2 separate regions of the Homo sapiens genome follow, and region 1 is linked to region 2. Evidence: read pairs that join two places in POLR2A ChIA-PET (ENCODE). Cell type or tissue: CD4-positive, alpha-beta T cell. All regions are shown on one strand. Links, peaks and the distances in the headings refer to the core of each region. The heading gives the core; the rest is flanking DNA. Region 1 has its middle 31 kb from the start of MIR4519. Region 2 overlaps CTF1 (cardiotrophin 1).

What was found. ChIA-PET counts read pairs that join two places held together with the same protein. Peaks named below come from ENCODE experiments on the same cell type or tissue, not always from the same donor. Only the 100,000 strongest peaks of a DNase experiment are listed, where the experiment ranks them.
Region 1: POLR2A ChIA-PET joins it to region 2 with 56 read pairs; 24 of 35 experiments call an interaction of 5 or more read pairs at or near these places.

The regions. Positions count from the first base shown.
Region 1 is chr16:30,841,680-30,847,046 of GRCh38, reverse strand. It overlaps a transcript of BCL7C not described here. Among named protein-coding and RNA genes, the nearest start is that of MIR4519, 31 kb to the left of the region's middle. RefSeq lists enhancers at 2,197-2,296, 2,337-2,426. In CD4-positive, alpha-beta T cell, for the core only: CTCF peaks have their summits at 1,973 and 2,172 (motif pointing left); a DNase peak (open chromatin) is centred at 2,156.
Region 2 is chr16:30,899,247-30,904,613 of GRCh38, reverse strand. It overlaps CTF1 (cardiotrophin 1), which reads right to left. Exons shown (of 3, transcript NM_001330.5): 2 at 5,081-5,199; 3 at 1,067-2,536. The coding sequence ends at 2,075. It also overlaps the pseudogene CTF2P. Among named protein-coding and RNA genes, the nearest start is that of CTF1, 5.3 kb to the right of the region's middle. RefSeq lists enhancers at 1-26, 27-527 and a silencer at 2,089-2,588. In CD4-positive, alpha-beta T cell, for the core only: no CTCF peak of the experiment used is centred there; DNase peaks (open chromatin) are centred at 813, 2,053 and 2,303; H3K4me3 peaks cover 1,470 bases; H3K27ac peaks cover 1,950 bases.

The DNA.
Region 1 (5,367 bases), core at 156-5,155, 58 kb after region 2:
AGACCTGAGCTTGCCATTTTCTCTTTGTAATAACTCGACTGTACTGAAAAGAATCCATCGCACACCACAGTCCTTGCTCCTTGGTCATTACTGCTGTCACTGTAGTCAAGAATAGCAGCCATTTGGGTTCCCAAGGCATGTGCTTCAGTAGGCACTTCACCACCATCACGTGACAGCGTCACTAGCTGGAATGCTACTGCAGGCCATGGGTTGCTGGCATCCCACTTCCCAAGGCAAGGAGCTCAGCAGGGAGCTCAAGCCCAGGGTGTGATTAAATAAATCCCCAAATCCATCTCCACAGGTCTGTCTCCTGGGATCACTCCCAGTGCCACTTATTATATCAGTTAAGGTTCAATCAAAAGGCAGAAGCCACAATGGGAGTTTAACATAAGGAATTATTGATAGGGGATTGGAATGATAGGGAATTGGTTAATGAGAGCTAAAGACAATTCTAAAGAATACAGAGAGCCTGGGCAATATAGTAAGACCTCATCTCTACAAAAAATAAAGATAAATTTTAAGCCGGGCGCAGTGGCTCATGCCTGTAATCCCAGAACTTTGGGAGGCCTAGGTGGGCGGATCACGAGGTCAGGAGATCGAGACCATCCTGGCTAACACAGTGAAACCCCGTCTCTACTAAAAATACAAAAAAATTTAGCCGGGCGTGTTGGTGGGCGCCTGTAGTCCCAGCTACTCGGGAGGCTGAAGCAGGAGAATCTCTTAAACCCAGAAGGCGGAGCTTGCAGTGAGCTGAGATCGCGCCACTGCACTCCAGCCTGGGCCACAGAGTGAGACTCCATCTCCAAAAAATAAATAAATAAATAAATAAATAAATAAATAAATAAATTTTAAAATTAGCCAGGCATGGTGGTGCAAACCTGTGGTCCCAGCTACTGAGGAGGCTGAGGCTGAAGGATCTTTCTTTTTTTTTTTTTTTGAGATGGAGTCTCGCTCTGTTGCCCAGGCTGGAGTGCAGTGGCGTGATCTCAGCTCAGCTCACTACAACCTCTGCCTCCCGGGTTCAAGCAATTCTCCTGCCTCAGCCTCCGGAGTAGCTGGGACTACAGGCACCTGCCACCATGCACAGCTAATTTTTGTATTGTTAGTAGAGACGGGGTTTCACCACGTTGGCCAGGCTGGTCTCGATCTCCTGATCTTGTGATCCGCCTGTCTCGGCCTCCCAAAGTGCTGGGATTATAGGCATGAGCCACTGCGCCCAGCTGAAGGATCTCTTGAGCCCAGGAGTTTGAGGCTGCAGTGAGCTGTGATTGCACCACTGTACTCCAGCCTGGGCAACAGAGTGCTGTCTCAATAAAAAGAAAAAAAAAAAAAGAATGCAGAAATACAGAGGTGGCAGATATAAAGATCAGCTACTATCCCCGGGGCTGAGATACAGTATCCAATGAAGAATCTTCTCCCACAAGGGCTGAGATCCAGATGTCATTTGAAAGGCATGGCAGAGAAGCCACTGACATGCCTCACCAAATGAGACCTCCTAGAAATCTGCCCTCTGGGGTATCAGGTGAAGCTGCTATTCCACCAAGCACTGTTGGAACCAAGAACTGTAGGAAACTCACTCTGCAGGAGCCCATTGCTGGAAAGAGCTTTGCCAGTGCAAGGATCAAGCACTGTAGAGAGTCAGGCTATTAGAGGAGTCAAGCACGAGAGCATGCAGACTCAGCGAGAGCCCAGTGCCTGAGGAAGCTCTACCCATACAGGAACCAAGTGGCAGAGAAAGCCATGCTTTCTACCTGTTAGATAAAGTGCGCTTGGTGAGAGCACAGTGCTGGAGAAAGCTAGACTGCTACAGAAGCCAAGTACTGGAGAAGCGTGCTCTGCCAGAGTTCAGTGCTAGAGAAAGCCAATAAAGGTCAGGACCAGTGGTGGGTGTGCAAAAACTATCCAAGTGCCAGGAGCCACTCACAGCAAAGGCGGCATGTGGTATGGGATTTGTGGTGTCCATATTGGGGGAGGGAACGTGGTAAAGTGTTGCAAACTGGGGTCTTTGAGCCTCCCAAGGACTTTTCACTCTGGACATGCATCTAGGGCAGAGAACCACTGGGATCTGCCCCTGAAAAACTGCAGCAAGAGCAAGAAAAATGAAACCTCAACAGGACCAGAACCAGGAAGAGCTTCCCCTTCTTCTTGCAATGTCCCACCAGCGCCCTCTACTGACAAAGCATAACATCATGTTCTTTGCAAGGAGAAATGTATTAGAAGTCCAGCCCGTTATCTTAGAGCAGGTACTGGAGGGTGACATTTAGAGCTGAGACAACTGATTGAAAACTGACATAGTGCCAGAATCCCCACATAGGCTCTCTGACTCATAGACTGAAGGTCAATATGACAGGAAGGCCTAAGTGAAAGCCCCTGGAACTTCCCCTCCCTACAGAGAAAAGAAGCCAGTAGAAATACCACATTCCTGAGGGAAGCACAGAGATTAATGCCACCATCAAAAAATTAAAAGAAGCAAGGGTGATGACACCTATCACATGCTCATTTAACCCACCAGTGTGGCCTGTGCAGAAGTCAGATGGATCTCGGAGAATGACTGTGGACTATCATAAACTTTATCAGATGGTGACTCCAATTGTAGCTGCTGTTCCCAGATACAGTATCTTTCTTGGAGCAAATTAGTATTTGTAAGGCTGCTAGTTTGTTTGTTTTTTCCCTTTTTTTTTTTTTTTTTTTTTTTTTTGAGACGGAGTCTCACTCTGTCACCAGGCTGGAGTGCATTGGTGCCATCTGGGCTCACTGCAACCCCTGCCCCCTGGGTTCAAGCAGTTCTCCTGCCTCAGCCTCCCGAGTAGCTGGGACTACAGGTGCGCACCACCACGCCCAGCTAATTTTGGTATTTTTAGTAGAGACGGAGTTTCACCATGTTGGCCAGGATGGTCTTGATCTCTTGACCTTGTGATCCGCCTGCCTCGGCCTCCCAAAGTGCTGGGATTATAGGCATGAGCCACCACGCCCGGACTTTTTTTTTTTTTTTTTTTTTTTTTTTTGAGGCAGAGTCTCGCTTTGTCGCCAAAGCTGGAGTGCAATGGTGCGATCTCAGCTCACTGCAACCTCTGCCTCCCGGGTTTAAGAGATTCTCCTGCCAAGCAGCATCCCAAGTAGCTGGGATTACAGGCATGTGCCACAATGCCTGGCTATTCTTTGTATTTTTAGTAGAGATGAGGTTTCACCATATTGGCCAGGCTGGTCTCCAACTCCTGACCTCAAGTGATCCACCCACCTCAGCCTCCCAAAATCCTGGAATTACAGGCATGACCCACAGTGCCCGGTCTATGCTGCTAGTTTTGAGCAGGGACTGGAGCGAGAGAAGGCTCTGCAGCAAGTCCAGGCTGCATTACATCACATGCTGGTCTACTGTGTGGTGCTTGAGATCCAGCAGATCCGGTAACGCTCAGTGTCCATGGCAAACATGGCAAACACCAATAGAAGAATCCACTCCTTCACACCAACTTTTTTTTTTTGTTTTTTGAGTCAGGGTCTCACTCTGTCACCGAGACTGGAGTGCAGTGGCATGATCACAGCTCACTGCAGCCTCAACCTCCCAGGCCCAAGTGACCCTCCTACCTCAGCCTCCCAAGTAGCTGGGACTACAGGCATGTGCCACTACGCCTAGCTAACTTTTTCATTTTTAGTAGAGACAAGGTCTCACTATGTTGCCCAGGCTGGTCTCAAACTCCTGGTCTCAAGTGATCCTCCTGCCTCAGCCTCCCAAAGTGCTGGGATTACTGGCATGAGTCACGGCACCCAGCCCAACACCAACTCTTGCTACATTGTCTTCCTCTCCCTCCATTAGTGTCTATGACCTCCTGGAGTATCTCTCATTCTACAGAAGAGTCTGCAAAATCTGCTGTCATGGCCTCGCAGTGGCCGGAATTTTGACTAGTATGTTTGATTGTTTGCTATGTCTGGAATGAGAAATAGCCAGAAGTACAGACCTATACTAACGCATGGGCAGTTGCTCATGATTTGGCTGGATGGCCAGGGATTTGGAAAGAACAGGATTGGTGACAAGGAAGTTTGAGCTCTTGTAACTTTTTTTAAAAAACAGACTTCAATCAATTTTACTTCAGTTAAAACCATTTTGGCCAGGTGCAGTGGCTCACGCCTGTAATCCCAGCACTTTGGGAAGCTGAGGAGGGTGGATCACAAGGTCAGGAGAATGGCTGGGCGCGGTGGCTCATGCCTGTAATCCCAGCACTTTGGGAGGCTGAGGCGAGCGGATCACGAGGTCAGGAGATCGAGACCATCCTGGCTGACACGGTGATACCCTGTCTGTACTAAAAATACAAAAAATTAGCTGGGAGCGGTGGCGGGCGCCAGTGGTCCCAGCTACTCGGGAGGCTGAGGCAGGAGAATGGCATGAACCCGGGAAGTGGAGGTTGCAGTGAGCTGAGATCGCACCACTGCACTCCAGCCTGGGTGACAGAGCGAGACTCTGTTTTAAAAAATAAATAAATAACATTTCATCCAGGGACTGGCTTGATCTTCCCTCCTCTGGTTTCTGAGTCCCTTAGATGGGCTGTAACTTTTCTTTAATTATTCCTTATTTTATTTACAATTAGCAGTCAGAATAGTATGTTAGGTTCTATCAAACAGAGGCAAGTGGCGTAAGGCAAGTTTCCTCTTGAGTGGCCAGTGTGCTCTTTAGCTAGGTATACCATAACAAGGTACCACAGATTGGGTGGCTTCAACAACAGAAATTTATTTTCTCATAGTTCTGGAGACTGGAAGTCCAAGACCAAGGTGTCGGCAGAGTTGGTTTCTTCTGAGGCCTCTCTCATTGTCTTGTAAATGGCCTTGTTCTCCTTGTGTCTCTACATGGTCTTCACTTTGTATATGTCTGTGTCTAAATTTCCTCTTAAGTGTACCAGTCGTATTGAATTAGAGCCCACCCTAACAACTTCACTGTAACTCAATTACTGTAACCTGCACGGACCTTGGGAGACTGAACAAAGGGGGGTGAACACGGGAATAAAAGACAAAGACAGAAGAGTATATTTGGAAGAAGGGGTCAGGGGGCACCTTGTCTCTGGTGGACAAGGGCCCTGAGCTTTTTTTTTTTTTTTTTTTTTTTTGAGATGGAGTCTCGCATTTGGCCCAGGCTGGAGTGCAGTGGCATGATCTCGGCTCACTGCAAGCTCCGCCTCCCAGGTTCATGCCATTCTCCTGCCTCAGCCTCCCGAGTGGCTGGGACTACAGGTGCCCACCACCACGCCTGGCTAATTTTTTGTATCTTTAGTAGAGATGGGGTTTCACCATGTTAGCCAGGATGGTCTTGATCTCCTGACCTCGTGATCTGCCCGCCTCAATCTCCCAAAGTGCTGGGATTACAGGTGTGAGCCACCATGC
Region 2 (5,367 bases), core at 143-5,142:
ACCTGAACCCTGGCAGTCCCATCCTGCCGGCTCAGCTCGGGGCTGCGAGACTCAGGGCCCAAGGCCTGCTGGGCAATATGGCCGCCATCATGACGGCCCTGGGGCTGCCAATCCCCCCAGAAGAGGATACTCTAGGGCTTGCTGCCTTTGGGGCCTCGGCCTTTGAGAGGAAATGTCGAGGCTACGTGGTGACCCGGGAATATGGCCACTGGACAGACCGAGCTGTGAGAGACTTGGCTCTGCTCAAGGCTAAGTACTCAGCATAGAGGGGTAGGACTTCCTGTCAGAGGCTGCAGCACTTCCTCTTTCACAATGGCCTCTTTTCTGCCTTGCTTGTGGGCTAGAAAAGGAGATAAACCTCATCTAGCAGATGGGGCTTGGGTGCCATGTATGGGAATATTTCCTGGGAGCCAGGCCTCAATTTCCTTATTTCAGGGCCTTCCGGCCCAGGTCCTCTGGCCTGCGTTCTAGGTCTGGGTCAACCTCCATGGATGCCATTCCATGGGTTACCCATCCAGTGGTACTGGGTGTCCACTTCCTGGTTGGAAAGATGCACCTCTCCAAAGAGGCTTCACCTGTCACTCTACAGGGAGAGGACAGTTGGTCCCCTTCCTAGGCTCTCCCTGAGACCTTCCCTTTTTTGTAATTTTGGGACGGTTGGGGCTGCCTTCCTGTCTCTGTCTGCCTCATTCGCTGTATGAAGAGCCCGCCTTTCTAAGCGGATAGGCTTCCTTCTTCCTGCTGAAGTTCATTGGCTCCCCTCCTTGGCCTGTCTCTCTGGGGCTACTGTTCCACTTCCTGTCCTCAGGGGCTCCACTTCCTGATCCATGGAAGCCCAATTCTTGAAGAACTAAGGACTGCATCACATCTGTTTCCTGTTAGGACACATCCACTTCCTGTTCTGGGCTGGCAGAGGGCACCACTGGCCAGGGGCTGTCAGCCTCCTATTTATACTGCTGGGCTTCTTGGGCATGTCTGGGGGACTAGGCTGCATCCCAAGGGTCCTTTTCTCCCTAAAGCTGTCTCCCCATTTTCAACAACTATATATACAAGTAACTTTAGTTTCTTTTTTATTTTTAAACATTTTATTTACAAAAAATTAATTTATTTTCAGAAATAAAACTCTTTTAAGGTGTTGCTTGTTTTGTCTCCACAGATCTGCTGGGAGGCAGTGGAGGTGTGCAGGGACAGGGCAGAGGGGCTGAAGGAAAGGAGGACATCAAAGGGACAGGGCTGAGGCCCAAAGGGATGGGGTGTGGCAGACTGGGGATGTAGGTGGAGTGAGCCTGAGGAAGGTGGCTGAGATGCAGAGTAGCCTTCCCCCCATAGGACCAGCAGGCACGCCCCTGGCCAGGGAAGCACAGAGAGACAGCCAGATGGGGACAAGGAGAGAAGGTGTCACCTCCTTGAGATAAGGCTGAGATGTACACATGTGCTCACACAGGGCCACGAGAAGGCAGGAAGTGGGGATGGAAAAAACAGAGACACCCCAAGAGCTGGGTAAAGGGGGAGGCCAAAGGGAACTGAGGCAGGCCCAAGGAAGGAGGGAGAGCAAGAAAATGGTAGACTCAGACGGAGTTACCATGCAGACGAGGAGGGTCCAAGAGTTAAGAGAACGGGGCAGGCAAAGCAAAGAGAGGCTGGGAAAGTGGCTCACGCCTGCAATCCCAGCACTTAGGGAGGCTGAAGCGGGAGGATCGCTTGAGCCCCGGAGTTCAAGACCAGCCTGGGCAACATGGCGAAACCTCGTCTCTACAAAAAATTAAATAAAAAATTAGCCGGCTGTGGTGGCGCGTGCCTGTAGTCCCAGCTGCTGGGGAAGCTGAGGCGGAAGGATGGCTTGAGCCCAGGAGGTTGAGGCTGCAGTGCTGGGATCGCGCCACTGCACCCCAGCCTGGGCGACAGAGACCCTGCCCGTCCCCTCCCCTCTCCCCCACAAAAAGCAAAGAAGGCCGAGGCAATGGAGACAGCTAAGAGCAGACAGACAGACACCGACAGCGGCAGAGAAAGACAAAGAAGCGGAAGGAGAGACGGAACCCAGCGGGAGGAGGCGGGGCGAGCTGCCCCGCGGCGCTCAGGCCGAGCCCCCGGGCAGCAGCTGGCCCAGGTCGCCCTCGGTGCGGCTCAGCCACTCGCGGTAGAGGCCGCAAACGCGGAGCCCCAGCACCTTGGCGGGGAAGACCCCGGTGGCGGAGGCGGCTGAGGCGGTGGCGGCGGGGGGCTCGGCCCGGGGCCCGCGGTTGGCGGCGCCCAGCGCGGCCAGCAAGGCCTCCACGGCGGCGCCCAGGGCCCGGGCCTGGCGCGCCGCGTCCTCCAGGCGGCGCAGCAGGCGCGGCGCGCGCGGGTTCAGCTCGGCCTGGCGGCGACACACTGCGTCCAGCAGCGGGGGCAGCGCGGCCAGCGCCGCCGCGTCCAGCCGCAGCCGCTCGTGCACTGGCAGCCCCGCGTGGCTCGGAGCCGGGGCGCTCAGGCCGGCCACCGGCAGCCGCGGCGGCGAGAAGCTGGGCAGCCCGAAGGGGTCTCCCTGGAGCTGCACCTGCGGAGACACGGCCGGCGGGTCAGCGGGGCCCCGGAGCACGGGCAGGGGGCTGTTAACTGGGCTCTCCAACCCGCTCTCTGGGGGTGTCAGTTTCCTCATCTTGCAGATGATAATCCCTCCTAACAGAGCTGCTCTGTTTAAGGCAAAACAAAGTGGCATGCGCTTGACACCAATGCCTGTTTCTTCCTCCCTAAACTGGACCCAGACTGGGCCAGTTTAGGTCAGCACTTTGGGAGGCCAAGGTGAGATAATCACTTGAGCCCAGGGGTTCGAGACCAGCCTAGGCAACACAGCAAGACCACAGCTCTAAAAAAAAAAAAAAAAAAAAAAATAGCGAGTGTGGTGGCGCATGTCTGTAGTTCCAGCTGTTCCGGAGGCTGAGGCTGAGGTGGGAGGATTGCTTGAGCCCAGGAGGTCAAGGCTTCAATGAGCTATGATGGCACCACTGCCCTCCAGCCTGGGTGAGAGTCAGACCCTGTCTCAATAAATAAATAAATAGGACCTAATAACAGCAGCAACTTCATAAAGCAGTTATGACCATGTCAAGTGTTCAAGACAGGGCCTGGTCCCAGGAAGAGTTCAGTAAAAATGTCAGCTCTTTTATTAAAGTTACCTTACAGACCAGAGTTCAAATCCTATCTTCACCACTTACTAGCTGTGCAGTTTGGGGCAAAACCACTTCCCTTCTCTGAGCCTCAGCCTTCTCATCTGTACAATGAATGGGGAAGCTTCCTGTCCTGTCTTCATGGAAATCATATAAGATAGTCCAGGGGCCAAGGGGGCTTCATTCCCTTCCCTATCCTCCCCAACCTCTGTACCTGCATTGAGCAGGGGCTCAATGAATCAACATCATATGAATGAACAAATGAAAGATAAATGTGGGGCTGGGCACGGTGACTCACGCCTGTAATCCAGGCACTCTGGGAGGCCAAGGCAGGCAGATCAGCTGAAGTCAGGAGTTCAAGACCCACCTGGCCAACATGGTGAAACCCTATCTCTACTAAAAATACAAAAATTAGCCAGATATGGTGGTGGTGACTGTAATCCCAGCTACTCAGGAGACTGAGGCAGAAGAATCCCTTGAACCTGGGAGGCGGAGGTTGCAGTGAACTGAGATCGCACCATTGCACTCCAACCTGGGCCACAAGAGCGAAACTCCATTTCAAAAAAAAAAAAAAAATGTTGGGCTGGAGATACAGTGACTATAGTGACTTACCCTAGGAAGTGGCAGAGCTGGAATTTGAACCAAAGTTCATAGCAGTACAAAGCTAGTTTTCTTTGTTTGTTTTAAATAGATGGGGTCTCACACTGTCGCCAAGGGTGGAGAGCAATGGTTTGATCACACAGCCTCCAGGGCTCAAGCAATCCTCCACACTCAGCCTCCTGAGTAGATGGAACCACAGGCATACACCACCACGCCTGGCTATTTTTTTCTTTTCCTTTTTATTTTCTTTTCTTTTATTCTTTTCTTTTTTAAGAGATGAGGGCTCACTGTGTTACCCAGGCTGGTCTCGAACTCCCGAGCTCAAGCAATCCTCCTGCCTCAGCCTCCAAAAGCAATGGGATTACAGGCATGAGCCAACGCACCCAGCCCAAAGCTAGTTCTATTATGCCACTATTCTCCCACTATCCGCTGCCATAATTGTTACATTATTATTTTTAATGTTATTGTTACTGCCCAAGCTCACAGTTAACAAGTTGGCAGGCCTGCAGTCTGATTCAAAGCTATACCCTCCCTTCACTACACGAGGGTAATTTGGGGAAATATTTTCTTTCCTTGGGCAGGGTCCTCTGCCCAACTAAAGATGTCAGCAGATCCCTGTCTTCTGTGAAAGTGCCCTCTTGGGATAACTGTTGCTCCAGATTGGAACCTCTTCTTGGCTTCCCTGAATATCCCAGGTGGGAGAGTTCAGAGTTAATCATATTTAGCTGCCTCCTTTTACTGTTGGGGAGAGACCAAGGCCCATGGAGGGGAGGTGTCAAGGTCACGCAGAGCCTAGAACCTCGGTTTCCTGAGATACAGATCAGAGTTCTCTTCACTGCCCCAGGCTACCTGGCTACCTCTGACTTAAAGCACCAAGGTCACTTGAGCCCAGGAGTTCAAGACCAGCCTGGGCAATACAGCAAGACCCTGCCTCTACAAAATAATGAAAAAATTACCCAGGCATGATGGTGTGTGCCTGTGGCCCCACCTACTTGAGAGGCTAAGGCAGGAGGATTGCTTAAGCCCAGGAGGTTGAGGCTGCAATGAGCCATAATGGCACCACTGCACTCCAGCCTGGGCGACAGAGCGAGGCCTCCTCTCAAAAACAAAGCACTGAGGAGGGTGCCTCTAAGCTGGAGAGGACAGAGTGGCATCTGGGTCACAGACAGGGTCCTCTTCCAATTTGCTGTGTGGCCAGGGGCAAGTTGCTGTCCCTCTCAGGAGCCCTGATTTCCACAGTTGGAAAATGAGGTTGAGAGAATGGGTGATCGAGGACCTCTGTGATGTCTGCTCCCATTCCCCAGGCCCCCGGCACCCCCACCCCCATTCCCACTCACATATTCCTGGAGCAGCTGCTCAGCGTATTTGGTGAGGAGGTGCGCAAGGCTGTGTGTCTGACGGATCTTGGCCTCCAAGTGGGGAAGAAGTGAGACTGAGGAATCAGTCTGGGGGTCTTCTGGTGGGAAAGGGGGGAGGAATGAGGATGGCCAACCTCCTGCTCATTGATCACCTCTCCCACGCTGGCTCTTTGTTCCTGACCCCATCAGGGTCTGTCCCATTCCAACTGAAGGAAAATGAGGCACCAGAACTTTGTCAAGCAGGTGGTCTACCTGAAATGTATTGC